Linked DNA regions of Homo sapiens: region 1 is linked to region 2. A link is an interaction called in ENCODE POLR2A ChIA-PET data of the cell type or tissue named here. Cell type or tissue: HepG2. All regions are shown on one strand. Links, peaks and the distances in the headings refer to the core of each region. The heading gives the core; the rest is flanking DNA.

The links. ChIA-PET counts read pairs that join two places held together with the same protein. Peaks named below come from ENCODE experiments on the same cell type or tissue, not always from the same donor. Only the 100,000 strongest peaks of a DNase experiment are listed, where the experiment ranks them.
Region 1: POLR2A ChIA-PET joins it to region 2 with 5 read pairs; 3 of 35 experiments call an interaction of 5 or more read pairs at or near these places.

The regions. Positions count from the first base shown.
Region 1 is chr6:151,315,056-151,322,749 of GRCh38, reverse strand. The region is part of intron 3 of AKAP12 (A-kinase anchoring protein 12); the gene reads right to left. It also overlaps the pseudogene RN7SKP268. Among named protein-coding and RNA genes, the nearest start is that of ZBTB2, 73 kb to the left of the region's middle. In HepG2, for the core only: no CTCF peak of the experiment used is centred there; a DNase peak (open chromatin) is centred at 4,839.
Region 2 is chr6:151,177,281-151,184,974 of GRCh38, reverse strand. No RefSeq gene overlaps it. Among named protein-coding and RNA genes, the nearest start is that of AKAP12, 59 kb to the left of the region's middle. In HepG2, for the core only: no CTCF peak of the experiment used is centred there; no DNase peak of the experiment used is centred there.

The DNA.
Region 1 (7,694 bases), core at 2,492-6,491, 140 kb before region 2:
GGAGTGGGTGGTGGACACGCCCAGTGGCGGGAGTGGGTGGTGGACACGCCCAGTGGCGGGAGTGGGCAGCTCTAGTTTGGCTCACCTCTGAGGTAGCCTTGGAGCTGGTCTCTGAAGGGATGAGGGGACACTCCCTACCTGGGGCACAAAGGAAGGCGGTCCATAGGGACAGACGAGCATGGGCAGAGGCAGAGATGCCAAGAGCAGGACATTTGGGCAATCATGAGTGGGTTCCTCACAGCTATGAGGTTCGGAGTTTACTTAGGGAGGTCCGGGAGTTGGGGGCTTGGCGGGGAAGACAACACTGGAGATGAAACTAAAAATATTTATAAAGGGTCTTGAATGACATGTTAAAGACTTTGTAACAAATTATCCATTAAAAGTGAGCAAAGAATCTGAGTAGCCATTTCTCTAAAGAAAATATACAAATGACCAATGAGCACATGAAAATACGTCCAACGTTATTAGCCCTTAGAAAAATGCAAATCAAAACCACCTCACACCCACTAGGATGACTATAATAAAAAAGAAAAAAGACAACAGGTTGGGCGCGGTGGCTCACACCTGTGATCCCAGCACTTTGGGAGGCTGAGGTGGGCAGATCACGAGATCAGGAGTTCGAGACCAGCCTGGCCAACATGATGAAACCCCGTCTCTACTAAAAATACAAAAATTAGCCGGGCGTGGTGGCGGGCGCCTGTAATCCCAGCTACTCAGGAGGCTGAAGCACAAGAATTGCTTGAACCCAGAGGGGTGGAGGTTGCAGTAAGATGGTATCGCACCACTGCACTCCAGCCTGGGCGACAAAGTGAGACTGTGTCAAAAAAAAAAAAAAAAAAAAAAAAACATAAAGCTGATGTGCCTGGTTTAAAAAACAGGGGCAGGTGGCGGGGGGCAAGGAAGACCACAATAACAAGGAATGGAGAAGGTGGAACCCTCACACATCGCTATTGGGAAGGTAAAATGGTACAGCCACTTTGGAAAATAGGCTGGTAGTTCCTCAGAATGTTAAACATAAATTTATTATATGACCCAGCAATTCTCCTAGACATATAACCAAGAGCAATGGAAATACACACCCACAGAAAAACTTGTCCATCAATGTTCATTACAGCATAATATTCCTAGTAGCCAAAAGTGGAAGCAACCTAAATATCTATCAGCTCATGCAGGGATAAATAAAATTGAGCTTGTTTAATGGAAATGGGTTAGTAATAAAAAGTAATAAGAAATAAAGTACTGAAACATGCCATAACATAGATGAATATTGAAAAAACTTTAAGTGAAAGAAGCTAGTCACCAAAGAGCATACACGGTTTAATTCCATTTATTTGAAATGTCTACAAGAGGCGAATCCATAGACATAAAGTAGTTAGTGGTTACCTAAGACTGGGGGTTTTGGCGGGAGAGGGAGTGACAGCTAACCAGGATGGAGTTTCTTTATGAGGTAATGAAAATGTCCTGGCCAGGTGTGGTGGCTCACACCTATAATCCCAACACTTTGGGAGGCCGAGGCGGGCAGATCACTTGAGGTCAGGAGTTCAAGACCAGCCTGGTCAACATGGTGAAATCCCATCTCTATTAAAAATACAAAATTTAGCCAGACATTGTGGCGCACGCCTGTAATCCCAGCTACTCGGGAGGCTGAGGCATGAGAATCACTTGAACCCAGGAGGTGAAGGTTGCAGTGAGCTGAGATCGCGTCATTGCACTCCAGCCTGGGCAACAGAGCAAGACTCCCTCTCAAAAAAAAAAAAGAAAGAAAGAAAAGAAAATGTCCCACAGTTGATTGTGGGGGTGGTTATACAACTCTGTGAATATAGCAAAAACCACTGAACTGTGTACTTTAAATGGGTCAACTGCATAGTATGTGAATTACAGCTCACAAAAGCTGGTTTGTTTCTTTAAAAAAGAACTTTGTGCTGCTGGTTCTGAAGACTATAGGGAGCCATTGGAGGCTTGAGGCAGGGGATGGTGGCACCGAATTTGACTGTGATTTAGAAAAGGCAACCAGGCTGTGATGACGGGAGGAAGAGACTGAAGCAACAAAACAGATGGATGCAGTAGTGACGAAGGTGAGGGAGGAGTCCAAAGTCACGGTGCCCACAAGATGAAAGATGCAGTGCGAATCTGTGGGATCACCCGAACGGAATGATGTCCATGAAATAAGAATGGCCTGGAACCCTGAGGAAGAGGAATCTGAAAAAGGACCCTGGGAATGGACAGGGATTAGGGGCAATGAGGGAGAAAGTGGCAGCAAAGCCACATGTGGAGAGGATTAAAACATGGAAACAGTGGTCCACAGTGTGACAGCACAAAGTAGTGACACAGGCCGGGCGAGGTGGCTCATGCCTGTAATCCCAGCACTTGGGGAGGCCGAGATGGGAGGATTGCTTGAGGCCAGGAGTGCGAGACCAGCCTGGGCAACACAGCAAGATCCCATCTCTATAAAAAACAAAAACAAAAAACCAAGCAGTGACACAGGAAGAGAACGGGAGAGGCCTCGGAGTGGGCAGTCTGGAGGCGGGACCAGTGGACAGATGGCTGCAATAAAGCAGGCTACTTTCCTCTATTTTTCCTGAAAGGGAGGGGACAGGGACCACTACACTCAGAATTAAAACCAATATTAGGCTCTCCAACTTCCTCCAAGGATGCTTAGGTATTTAACCCAAATATGAGTGTCACGGAATGGAAGAATGGACTTGCACACTAAATTCAACCCTCCCTGGCCTCCTCTCCTCTCATTTTCTCTTTAACCTGGCATCGCCCTTGGAGGAAAAGAAGCCAAAAACCAGTAGGGTCTCTTTTCTTCTTGCTGGAAAAGGACAGATGAAATAGAACAGAGAATCGATGCCACTGTTATTCCTTTAAATGGACCTTGAGCGCGTGTTTGGAGGTTCTAGCAGGGGAGCGCAGCTACTTGTACACCCTTGACCGAAGACCAGTCCTCCTCTATCAGGGATGGTCATCCTCTTCAACCAAGTGTGCAGCTTCGGGAGGGACGCCCATGGAGTGGTGAGGGAGGAAGGGGACACCCGCCTAGCCAGCCCGATCAGCCAAGTCAACCCTGGCAATCAGTGGGGTGACCTCACCTCCTGTTATTCCTTTGAAATGCTCCAAGATAATTTAAAGTTGAGTGAAATACAGCTCCAAATTGGATAACTGTAAAAGAGGAGATATATCTCTATATAGATATATATATCTATATCTATATATATATATCTATATAGAGATATATCTATATCTAGATAGTTATAGATAGTAGATAGATAGATAGATAGATAGATAGATAGATAGATAGATAGACAGACACCTGTCTTTTAGATTCAGGGTGTGTATAGATAGATATCTGTCTGTATCTATCTATCTATACACACCCTGAATCTAAATGACACTGTCAGGTTATCTACAGGATGGGCAGGCTCTCTGCTGCATGCTATGCACATAGATAAATATCAACTAATTGAGTTTTATGGTCCAGTTGAACTGGACATGTTTGTATAGACATGGTTATTGCTATTCAAAATCCAAGATAAATACTCTGAAGAATAGTTCCTCAAAGGAATTGTTATGATACAACAGAAACACTAAAAGAGAATTTTAAAATCACTTTAAAAAGCAACGGGAAAATAAACATTAAAAACTCAAATAATAAAAGTGATGTAGAATAAATATTATTTCTCTCCTTGAGTCCACATATATTTATTTCTTTACCTAGGCAACTCTATGAAATAGACCAAATGAAAAGGTATAGATATATGTAAAAAAATTTCCCAGAAATGAGGTACATGAATTTTTCTTTTCTTTTCTTAGAGACAGGGTCTCACTCTGTCACCCAGGCTACAGTGTAAATGGTGAGATTCATTGTAACCTCAACCTCCTGGGCTCAAGCGATTCTCCTGCCTGAGCCTCTGGAGTAGCTGGAACTACAGGCATGCAACACCACACCTAGATAATTTTTTTATTTTTATTTTTTTGTAGAGACGGGGTCTTGCTGTGTTGCCCAGGCTAGTCTCAAACCCCTGGGCTCAAGTGATCCTCCCACCTTGGCCTCCCAGAGCACTGGAATTACAGGCATGAGCCACTGCATCCAGCCAAGTGTATGAGTTTCTAGACCGAAAGAGCTCAAAGAACCCCGCACATTGAATGGAAACGGATTCACGTGGAGAGTCCTCATTACAAGATATTCAGAAAACTGAAGACCAAAAGGAGTCCATGAGCTACATAAGGGATGAAGACTCGAAACAGCATCAGATTCCAATGGCCAGACATCTATCAAGATAACACTGACAAAGAATCCTAAGGTATTTGAACATACTCAACAGAAATGGACTTGATTAGGGGAATACTTAGGACCAGGATTTTGACAAGCATGAGAAGACATCATACTTTTTGTTCATTGTCCTAGTCCATTTGGGCTGCTATAAAAGCACCATATAAACCAGGTGGCTTATAAACAAGGAACACTTTTATTTTCCACAATCCTGCAGGCTGAAAGTCAGAGATCAGGAGGCCAGTGTGGTTGGGATCTGGTAGTCCTGGATTCTTCTGGACTGCAGACTGCTCCCTGTAACCTCACATGGTGAAAGGGAAGGACACTAATCCCATTCATGAGGGCTCCACCCTCATGACCTAAGTACCTCACAAAGGCTTTCCCTCCAAATACCACATCACCTTAGAGTTAGGATTTCGACATGTACGTTTAGGGGGACACAAACCTTCAGTCCATAATGCTAAGCTTACACGGTGAGGTCACAGGGCTTGGCAGGAGGCTGCTTGAGAGCAAACCTTGGCTCTGCTCCCTGACTATTTGGTTGGACACTATCAATCTGCCACTTTATTTACAGCTAACAGTTATCTGGAAAGCAGGAATTCTCTTGCTCTAATCTCTAGCTACTGCTTTGTGTAAGGCTGTATGCTAATCATCTTGTTGAGTGAAGTACCAGAAGGGTGACTGATCATTCCAGGGTTAGGAATCCATGTCAACATATATTGATGTTTTCTTCACTTTATTTGACTTCAGCTCATTTTGCAACATCCTTGAGGTAAGGGATTCCCTTATACCAGCAGTCACATACTTCAGTATCAATGACTCATGTCCTCCAGTCAATTCTTTCAGTATATAATATTTGGCTTAAAGCAAACTAAGTTGTTCTCATGTTTTAAAGAGTCTGAGAAAGAAATGGTTCTTAAAACTGGGGATACTGAAATTGAAACCCAGTGATGTTTGGCAAGCTTCCATCAAGCACATTCCTGTCTGAAATATATATAAGCCCTGGAGTTTTTCTTTTAATGTGAGACAGGTTATTTTCTCGGGAGATGTTTTGCCTAGAGAAGAAAAGATTAAAGGAAAGACATGATAAATGTTTTCAAATACTTAGAGGGCTGCCATGTGGAAAAAGGAGGTGAGTTTATTCTCTGTAGTTCCACAAGGCAGCCCTGGGAACAGAGAAGAGCAGTTGGAGGGAGGCATATTTTAGCTCCAGAGGAATAAATGGCTTCCTTTTATGGAGAAAACTCCGCAAACCTTCAAGTGGTTAAGCAGAAGAGCCTCCTGCACAGGGGTAGGCTCCTGGTTCAGAGCCTCAAAGCTCCCTTCTACTAACATTTCTCTGTTCCCAAATGTGAATTTCCAGTGGATCACTCATGGAGGCGGTGTTATGAGCTGAACTGTGTCCCCCACAAAATTCACATTTGAAGTCCTAACTCCCAGTACTTGAGAAAGTTACTGCATTTGGAGACAGGGCCTTTAACGAAGTGACTAAGTTAAAATGAGGCCATTAGCCTGGGCCCTAATAAGAACAGGAGTCCTGGCCGGGTGTGGTGGCTCACGCCTGTAATCCCAGCACTTTGAGAGGCCAAGGCGGGCTGATCACTTGAGGTCAGGAGTTCGAGACCATCCTGGCCAACATGGTGAAGAGTAGAACCCCGTCTCTACTAAAAATACAAAAATTAGCCAGGTGTGGTGGTGCAAGCCTGTAATCCCAGCTACTCAGGAGGCTGAGGCAGGAGAATTGCTTGAAACCCAGAGGTGGAGGTTGCAGCGAGCCGAGATCGCGCCACTGCACTCCAGCCTGGGTGACAGAGCGATACCGTGTCTCAAAAAAATTATAAGAACAGGAAATTTGGACACACCAAGAGACCAGGAATGTGCATGTGCACAGAGGAAAGACCATGTGACGATACAGTGAGAAGGCGGCCGTCTGCGAGCAAAAGAGAGAGGCCTCAGGAGGAACCAAACCTGCAACACCAAGATCTCGGACCTCCAGCCTCCAGAACTGTGAGAAAATAAATTTCTGTTGTTTGAACCACCAGTCGAGTATTTTGTCATGACAACCTTAGCAAATTAATACAGGGGGATAATGACCTTATGCCTGCGGTTGGTCTAAATATTGCACGTCCATGTTAAGACACATGAAAGCAACCAGTTCACTCAATTAATTCAATCTAGCACATAGCACTTTTCACCTGAATGACTAATGCATGCACTGGTTAACACTAGAGGTCGGAGGAAAACTACCTGATATCAGGCTATACTGATACTTGAAGTAAAGAGCAATTTGAAAACAATTCGAAGCATGATATGCAGGAATAAATCTTGATTAACAGGCTAAACAGTTGTTGAATTTTAAGCCCAGAGAATATATCTTCAGACATTATCAAAGCATCCTTTTCTATATGATATGGTTTGTCTGTGTCCCCACCCAAATCTCATCTTGACTTGTAGTTCCCATAATCCCCATGTTTAATGGGAGGAACTCAGTGGGAGGAAATTTAATCATGGGGGCAGTTACCCTCATGCTGTTCTCATGATAGTGAGTGAGTTCTCATGAGATCTGGTGGTTTTATAAGGGGTTCTTCCCCCTTTTGCTCGCCACTTCTCCTTCCTGCTGCCATGTGAAGAAGGATGTGTTTGCTTCCCCTTCCGCCATTATTGTTAAGTTTCCTGAGGCCTCCCCGCCCCTGCAGAACTGTGAGTCAATTAAACCTCTTTCCTTTATAAACTACCCAGTCTTGGGCAGTTCTTTATAACAGTGTGAGAATGGACCAATACACTATAATACAGGGACATCATGCTCTAGACTATATCATTGCCTTAATCATGTAAAAGTTACTATAAATTAGGTGACACTGAAATTGTTTTACACTCAAGGTGAGTCAGTCCTTGAGAAAATGCCTAAAAGATTTTCATTCCATAAATAAAACAGCCACTACAGTCTGAATGTTTGTGTCCCTCCCCACAAAAAATTTCATATGTTGAAACCTAATCACCAAGGTGATGATATTAGAGGGTGGGGCCTTTGGGAGGTGATCAGCCTCAGGATGGAGCACTCATGAATGGGATTAGTGCCCTCATATAAGAGGCTTAAGGGTGTTTGTTTGTCCCCTCTGCCCTTCTGCCACATGAGAACACATAGGTGGCACCATCCAGAGAAAGTGGGACCTCACAAGACTCTGATTCTGTTGGTGCCTTGATCTGGGACTTCCCAGCCTCCAGAACTATAAGTAATAAATTTCTGTTGCTTATAAATTACCTGGTCTAAGGTATTTTGTTACAACAGCCTGAACGGACTAAGACACAGCTAAAATAATTGCATGTCTCCATTAGTGGCTTAGTTACAATCAGAGAGCCACTCCTTGTGGACCACCTCAGTCCCTTCAAGGAAAAGGGCCTAAATCTTTTTTTTTTTTTT
Region 2 (7,694 bases), core at 2,089-6,088:
TTTGTTTGTTTTTGAGATGCAATCTTGCTCCATCACCCAGGCTGGAGTGCAGTGGCGTGATTGCTCACTGCAACTTCTACCTCCCGGTTTAAGCGATTCTCCCACCTCAGCCTCCACAGTAGCTGGGACTACAAGCGTGGGCCACCACACCTGGCTCATGTTTTGTATTTTTAGTAGAGATGGGTTTCACCATGTTGACCAGGCTGGTCTTGAACTCCTGACCTCAGGTGATCTGCCCACCTTGGCCTCCCAAAGTGCTGGGATTATAGGTGTGAGCCACTGAGCCCGGCCTTAATTGGTATATTGTTATTAAAATATAATGTAGTAATAGAAAATCTTAGGTATACTAAGGCCAACAGATCAGGAGATGACTGCCATTGAAAAGACAGTTTGATACTCACAGTTCCCAAGAGAAAGGGGCACATCGTGCCATTGGGGGCCACACAGGGAAATGCCAGGGTTGGTCAGAAGGCTAGAGGTAGGGGGCTGGGGGAGTGGGGGAGTGATGATAGAAACTGTGGGTAGCAAGAGCCTTTATTGTGGTTTCCAAAGGAAGAAACAGATGAGGCAGAGCAGGCAATTTAGGATTGGCCAGTTTAAGTAAATTCTTTTTTTTTTTTTTTTTTGAGACGGAGTCTGGCTCTGTTGGCCAGGCTGGAGTACAGTGGCGTGATCTCAGCTCACTGCAAGCTCTGCCTCCCAGGTTCACGCCATTCTCCTGCCTCAGCCTCCCGAGTAGCTGGGACTACAGTCACCCGCCACCACGCCCGGCTAATTTTTTGTACTTTTAGTAGAGATAGGGTTTCATGTTGTTAGCCAGGATGGTCTCGATCTCCTGACCTCGTGATCCGCCCGCCTTGGTCTCCCAAAGTGCTGGGATTACAGGCGTGAGCCACCGCACCCAGCCCAGTTTGAGTAAACTCTGTGAGCTATGGAGCACATGGGCTGTCCCTAGCTGTCTGGTACCCAGCCCTGGGGTGGTAAGGGCAGGTGGGTGGTGGCCTAGAGTATGAGGGCTCCATAAAGGAGGTGGTTAGGTTTGGGCTCTGGAGTTTTTGGTTTACATTTGAGAAATATGCTTACCACTGAGTTGTTTAGTATCTCTAGGAATTGACCCTTCCAGGGTCAGCAAGGCCCCAGATGTCAAAGCATCAGATTACAGAAAAGAAGACATGGTTAATAGATAAATTCACTAAAAGTTTAGGCCAGGGGCAGTGGTGTGTGCCTGTAGTCCCAGCTACTTGGGAGGCTGAGGCAGCAGAATCCCTTGAGCCTAGGAGCTCGAGGCCAGCCTGGGCAACATAGCAAGAACCCCATCTCTAGATACATACATACGTACATAAAAGTTCAATAACGCTCCTAGGAGATCATGTTTTTACTATTAATATTGCAAAAGGAACAGGAAAACAATGCTGATTTTTCATGATGTCATCACAGATTTTCTAACCAAAATGTATACACTGACTATGCATCAATTTCAGGGAATGAAGCATTCAGGATCCCCAAGCTCCCCACAGAATGATTAATTACTTGGACATGGTTGCCGAGACAAGCTCGGTCAGGGAGACCCTAACCCAGTGGTGCTAGAGGAATTAAAGACACACACACAGAAGTATAAAGGTGTGGAGTGGAAAATCAGGGGTCTCACAGCCTTCAGAGCTGAGAGCCTCGAACAGAGATTTACCCATGTATTTATTGACAGCAAGCCAGTGATAAGCATTGTTTCTATAGATTATAGATTAACTAAAAGAATTCCTTATGGGAAATAAAGGGATGGGCCGAAATAAAGGGATGGGCTCTGGCTAGTTATCTGCAGCAGGAGCACGTCCTTAAGACACAGATCACTCATGCTATTGTTTGGGGTTTAAGAACGCCTTTAAGCAGTTTTCCACCCTGGGTGGGCCAGGTATTCCTTGCCCTCATTCCAGTAAACCCACAACCTTCCAGCATAGGCGTCATGGCCATCATGAACATGTCACAGTGCCGCAGATATTTTGGTTATGGCCAGTTTTGGGGCCAGTTTATGGCCAGATTTTGGGGGGCCTGTTCCCAACACATGGTTACCTTTATTTTATTACAGAAATCTCTGATATCCTTTGCTCTTTCTCTTTTATTCATTAAACAATGTTTCTGGGCACCGAGTATATGCTAGGTAGGTCCTGTTCTGGCTACTAAGACATGGTGAGGAACCACCTGAAGGCCCCTTCATAGCACTTATAATCTGGAGGTGGTGGGGATGGAATATTAAAGTAATTAAACAATTATATAAGATGATTTCATATATTGATAAGTGCTAGGAAATAGAGTGGACAGATGGTAGATGACATAGGATGAGGCTGGTGGGGGCTAGAGGGAATCTCTCTTTTTTCTTAGAGACAGGGTCTCACTTTGCTGCCGAAGCTGGAGGGCAGTGGCATCATCATAGCTCGATGTTGCCTTGAATTCCGAGGCTCAAGCAGTCCTCTTTAGCATCCCAAGTAGTTGGGACTACAGTCACGTGCCACCCTCCCTGGCTAATAAAAAATTTTTTTTTTTGTAGAGACAGGATCTCACCATCTTGCCCAGGCTGGTCTTGAACTCCTAGGTTCAAACAATCCTCCCGTCTTGGCCTCCCAAAGTGCTGGGGGTGGGGGGTGTCTCTAGTGCTGGGGGTGGGGGATGTCTCTAGTGCTGGGGATGGGGGTGTCTCTAGTGCTGGGGGTGGGGAGTGTCTCTATTTTTGGTTAGGTGATCCAGGAACGTAACACGTTGCTTGCCCCTCCTCTTACCTCCCCTCCCTTCCACACACACATTCTGGAGGTAACTTATCTCATACTTAAGGCTTCAAGTGCTTCTGAATCAAAGCTCAAGTGGCCTTTGCCTCTCCACTCTCATCTCCCTGCCCTGGAAGTCAGGAGTTTTTTGCTCTATGTCTATTGTCAGAACAAACAACTCACCAATACCACAGAGATTCTTTCTTCTTCCTTCTGCTCATTTTTGATAAATTCATCTAGCCACTGCTTCCTGTGTGTCTGCTATGAACAGAACAGAACACTGCATTAGGCAATGTGCCTTCCATCCATCCTGACCCTACATGTCTTAGCTTTGCCCAATAAGGCTGGCTACTTGGAGTGTCACTGGCCTTCCCATAGATAACTGACAAGTTGCAGAGCCTTTGTGTAACTGCACCTTTGATTTGTGGGTTCCTTGGTTGCAATTCTTCCTTTTGTTTATTTGCTTGGTTTTGGCTATGCACTGCCATTCCAGTGGGCTGAGCTTTCTGGAAGCCTAGTTTCTCTAGAAGACGGATTTAATTTTCATGATGGCAGGTTTCACTGATTTAGAGTGTTATATAAAAATTAGCAGGCCGGGCGCGGTGGCTCACTCCTGTAATCCCAGCACTTTGGGAGGCCGAGGCAGGTGGATCACCTGAGGTCGGGAGTTTGAGACGAGCCTGGCCAACATGAGACCAGCCCGTCTCTACTAAAAATATAGAAATTAGCTGTGTGTGGTGGCAGGTGCCTGTAATCCCAGCTACTTGGGAAGCTGAGGCAGGAGAATCACTTGAACCCAGGAGGCGGAGGTTACAGTGAGTCCAGATCCTGCCATTGCACTCCAGCCTGGGCGAGAGAGCAAGACTCCGTCTCAAAAAAAAAAAAAAAAAATTATCGGAGTCCATTGTTTTGGACTGAGCTCCTGCAAAAGCCCCCACCAGACCAGACTAAAGATCAAAATGATGTCACTAATGCTGAGGTTCCCAGGCACCAAACTAAAACTGTCAAGCTGATCTTCTGAGAAATCAGGAGAGAGAGATAACTGGCAATCTCCCTCCCAACCAGGCCAGTTTCTGTCTTCGATCGGCATGATAATGAATGCCCCTCTTTTAACCCTTAATCTGAAGTAAACTGATCATACCCAGTCAGTAATTTTTCTATTGTTCTGTCCCCACCTTACAAGGGAAATAACTTTGAAATGACCAATCTGCTTTTTGTTCTTTGTTTCTGCTTTCTTCAGCACTTTTTCTGCCTATAAATCCACCCTTCTCTGCTCAGCTCATCAGAACACTCATTCTATTTTATGGAATGAAGTGTTGCACGATTCTCGAATCGCAAATAAAGCCACTAGAGATCTTTAAACTAAATTTGTTGTAATTTTGTCTTTTGACAAGGATCATAAGGAAGATTTGCTGAGAACTGGCTGCTCACACCATCCAGCTGTAACTACTGCATTTTTTATAAATGTATAAGAAATCCCCAATCCATGCATTTCATTACTGCCCTTTGGACAACAGTGAGTGACATGGGCTGAACTGGGTCCCCCCACCTAATTCACATGTTGAAGTCCTAATCCCCAGTACCTCAGACTGTTACTATAGTTAGAGATAGGGCCTTTGTAGAGGTAATCAAGATTAAATACGGTCCTATGGGTGGGCCCTAATCCAATGTGACTGGTGTCCTTATAAAAAAGAGGAAGTGATACCGGGGACACATGAGCAGAGCAGGGCAGCAAGAGGGAGGCCATCTGCAAGCCAAGGAGAGCGGCCTCAGAGGAAACTTGGAACTCCAGAATTCCAGTCTCCACGATAAATTTCCGTTGTTGATGCCGCTTATTTTGTTATGAGAGTCCAAGCAAACTAGTGCAGCAAAGAAGAAGGGGATCCCCTGGCGGGGCTCATGCCTGTCATCTCAGCACTCTGGGAGGCCGAGGCGGGTGGATCACCTGAGGTCAGGAGTTCGAGACCAGCCTGGTCAACATGATTAAACCACGTCTCTACAAAAAATACAAAAATTAGCCGGGCATGGTGGCTACTCCCACCATGTGGTAATCCTAGCTACTCGGGAGGTTGAGGCAGGAGAATCACTTGAACCCGGGAGGCAGAGGTTAAAGTGAGCCGATATTGCGCCACTTCACTCCAGCTTGGGTGACAGAGTGAGACTCCGGCTCAAAAAAAAAAAAAAAAACGAGAGAGAGAGAGAGAAATAATACAAAGGAAGGTGGTCCCTTGCCAGCACTTGTCTTGCCTACTTGAGTTTTCTCTTCCATTCAGCTCATGTTATTCCACTCATTCTAGACTTTCTTTCTTTGCTTTTTCTCTCCTCTGCCATAACACTCGAATAACATTCCTCCCAGCATCAACTCCCCTTCTCCTGCCAATAGCACCTCACTTTTCCTTTTGGAAAACCACCCTTTTGGAACTCTTAATTCTTGCAGTTTGGATGGGGCTGAGGCTACATTCTTCTGCCCCTATCCACTCCAGGGGTGGGAACATGACCCAGGTCTGCAGAATCAGAGGCACAGGGAGTCAGGTAGGTTGAGGGTTTCTCTGCAGCCCTAAGGAAGAAGGTATTTTCCACCTGGGTTGCTGAGCTGATAGGATGTACATCCACAGCTGCCAGACACCACTCCTTGCCTTATGAAAATGCAATGAACTCAGGAAAGCAGAGCTGAGACCGCATCCTAATGACATCATTTGGTCTCCATCCAGCCTTCCCTGAGCTTACTTCTTGCCTTTTTAATTACATGATTCAACCACCAACCTCCTCCCCACCCACTTTTTTTTTGTTTTTCCAAACAGGGTTGATTTTCCATAACTTGTAGTTAGGAGTCATGACTTGCATACCAAATCGGATTCATTTCTTAACACCCCACTCATACTTCATCTCCCTCATCAAACCTTTAATCATTTACTGCAGCACACAAATTTTATCAGCTCTGAATCTACAAAGAACTTAATGTCTGTGCTACATGGTTTTATTTAATTAAATAAATAAATAAACAAACAAATAAATAAATAAATTTTTGAGACAGGGTCTCACCCTGTCATCCAGGCTGGAGTGCAGTGGCATGATCACGGCTCACTGCAGCCTCGACCTCCTGGGCTCAGGTGATCCTCCCAGCTCAGCCTCCCTGGGACTAAGGCTACACAGTTTTAGAAATTATTCTGCACATGCTGACCGTGAAGCACTTCAGGAAATTGTGAATTGATGAGTCCTGGGTATTAGTTTTCTTCCTTTGTTTCCCCCAGTCACACTGCATCACACAGGCCAACTCAAAACCCCGCGAGCTTTTTCCTGGTCTCTCATGGGTTGATCTCACTGGGTTCTCACAGCCACCCTGGGGAAGGTTAAGTCACTTGCTGAATGAAGGTCACCTGGTAGGATTTGGGGGAGGTGGCGAGTGCTTATAGAACTGTACCTTTTTAATAGTTAGGATTAAACTTGCTTACAATGACAAAAACCCAAAATAACAATGGCTTAAGTTAGATTGAAGTTTACTTCTCTTTCACATAAAAGAATGGAGGTGGGCAGTCCAGGGTAGGAGCTGCACCCCTCAGAGTCAGATCCCCGGGATTCTCCCATGGGTAGTTCTGCCACGAGCGACTTCCACTTCCAAACTCACCTCCTGATTCAAGATGGCTGCCAAGGCTCTAACAGGCAGGGAAGAGGAATGGATTGTCCTTTTCCTTTAAGACTCCCTGTCAGAAACTGCACTTGTCCTTTCTGCTTGCATCCCACTAGACAGAATTTACTTACATGAAACTGCCATAAAGGATTCCATAAGTACAGTCTCTGTTCCACATGGCTACAGTCTTATCTAGTGGAAGGAGGCAGGAGGGTTGTCTTACTGAAGAAGGGAAATGGGCATTGGGGCATCACTAGAAGCTTCTGGTCCTGGTTGCTCAGCCCAATTCCACCCATAGGTTGTTTATTGTTTCATATTTGTGTTCTCTCTCCCAATAGTCTGTGAATTCCTGGCAAGCAAAGGTGGTAGGCAGTTCTCTCTTGCGTTTTCAGCTCCTTGGATTGTGCTTTTTACATTGTATGTTTTTCCTTTTCTTTGGGACTGAGTCTTGCTCTGTCGCCCAGGCTGGAGTGCAATGGCATGATCTTGGCTCACTGCAATCTCCACCTCCCTGGTTCAAGTGATTCTCATGCCTCAGCCTACCGAGTAGCTGGGATTACAGGCGCCTGCCACCATGCCTGACTAATTTTTGTATTTTCAGGTAGAGACAGGGTTTCACCATGTTGGCCAGGCTGGTCTCGAACTCTTGACCTCAGGTGATCCACCTGCCTCGGCCTCCCAGAGTGCTGGGATTATAGGCGTGAGCCGCTGTGCCCAGACTACATTGTATTTTGATGATAATAAATCTATAGGTGTTAAGGAGAGAAGTTGTAAAAGGAAATCAAAAGCTACATGTTACACAGCTTAATTATCCCCCAAAAATACCACCAGTATGAAGCTGGGCTCATGGTCTTGCATTGCTAATTTTTTTCTTGAGATTGGTTCTTGCTATGTTGCCCAGGCTGGACTCAAACTCCTAGGATTAAGGGATCCTCCCACCTCAGCCTCTTTAGTAGCTGGGACTACAGGCGTGCACCACTTCCCCCTTGCTCAGGCTTTGAAATCAGATGATTCAGTTCTAGAATCCTGGCTTTACATCTTAAGAGCTGACTGGTCCTGGAAAAGTGAGTAAAAGCTCTCTGAGATTTGCTTTCTTTATCTGCTAAGATAGGGATAATGGTATCTTCCTTGCATTGTGAGAATTCCAAAGATGATTTATGTAAAATGCTCAGCACATTACAGGTTTCATTTATTCCTTTCTTTGGTCTTCAGTCTGTGATAATGGACTGGGGTTGGTCTATGCCAGGCTGTGTGTCTAATTTAGCAGATCAGAATTACTCAAAGGCATCAGAAATGTGTCTTCTCCTTCTCTG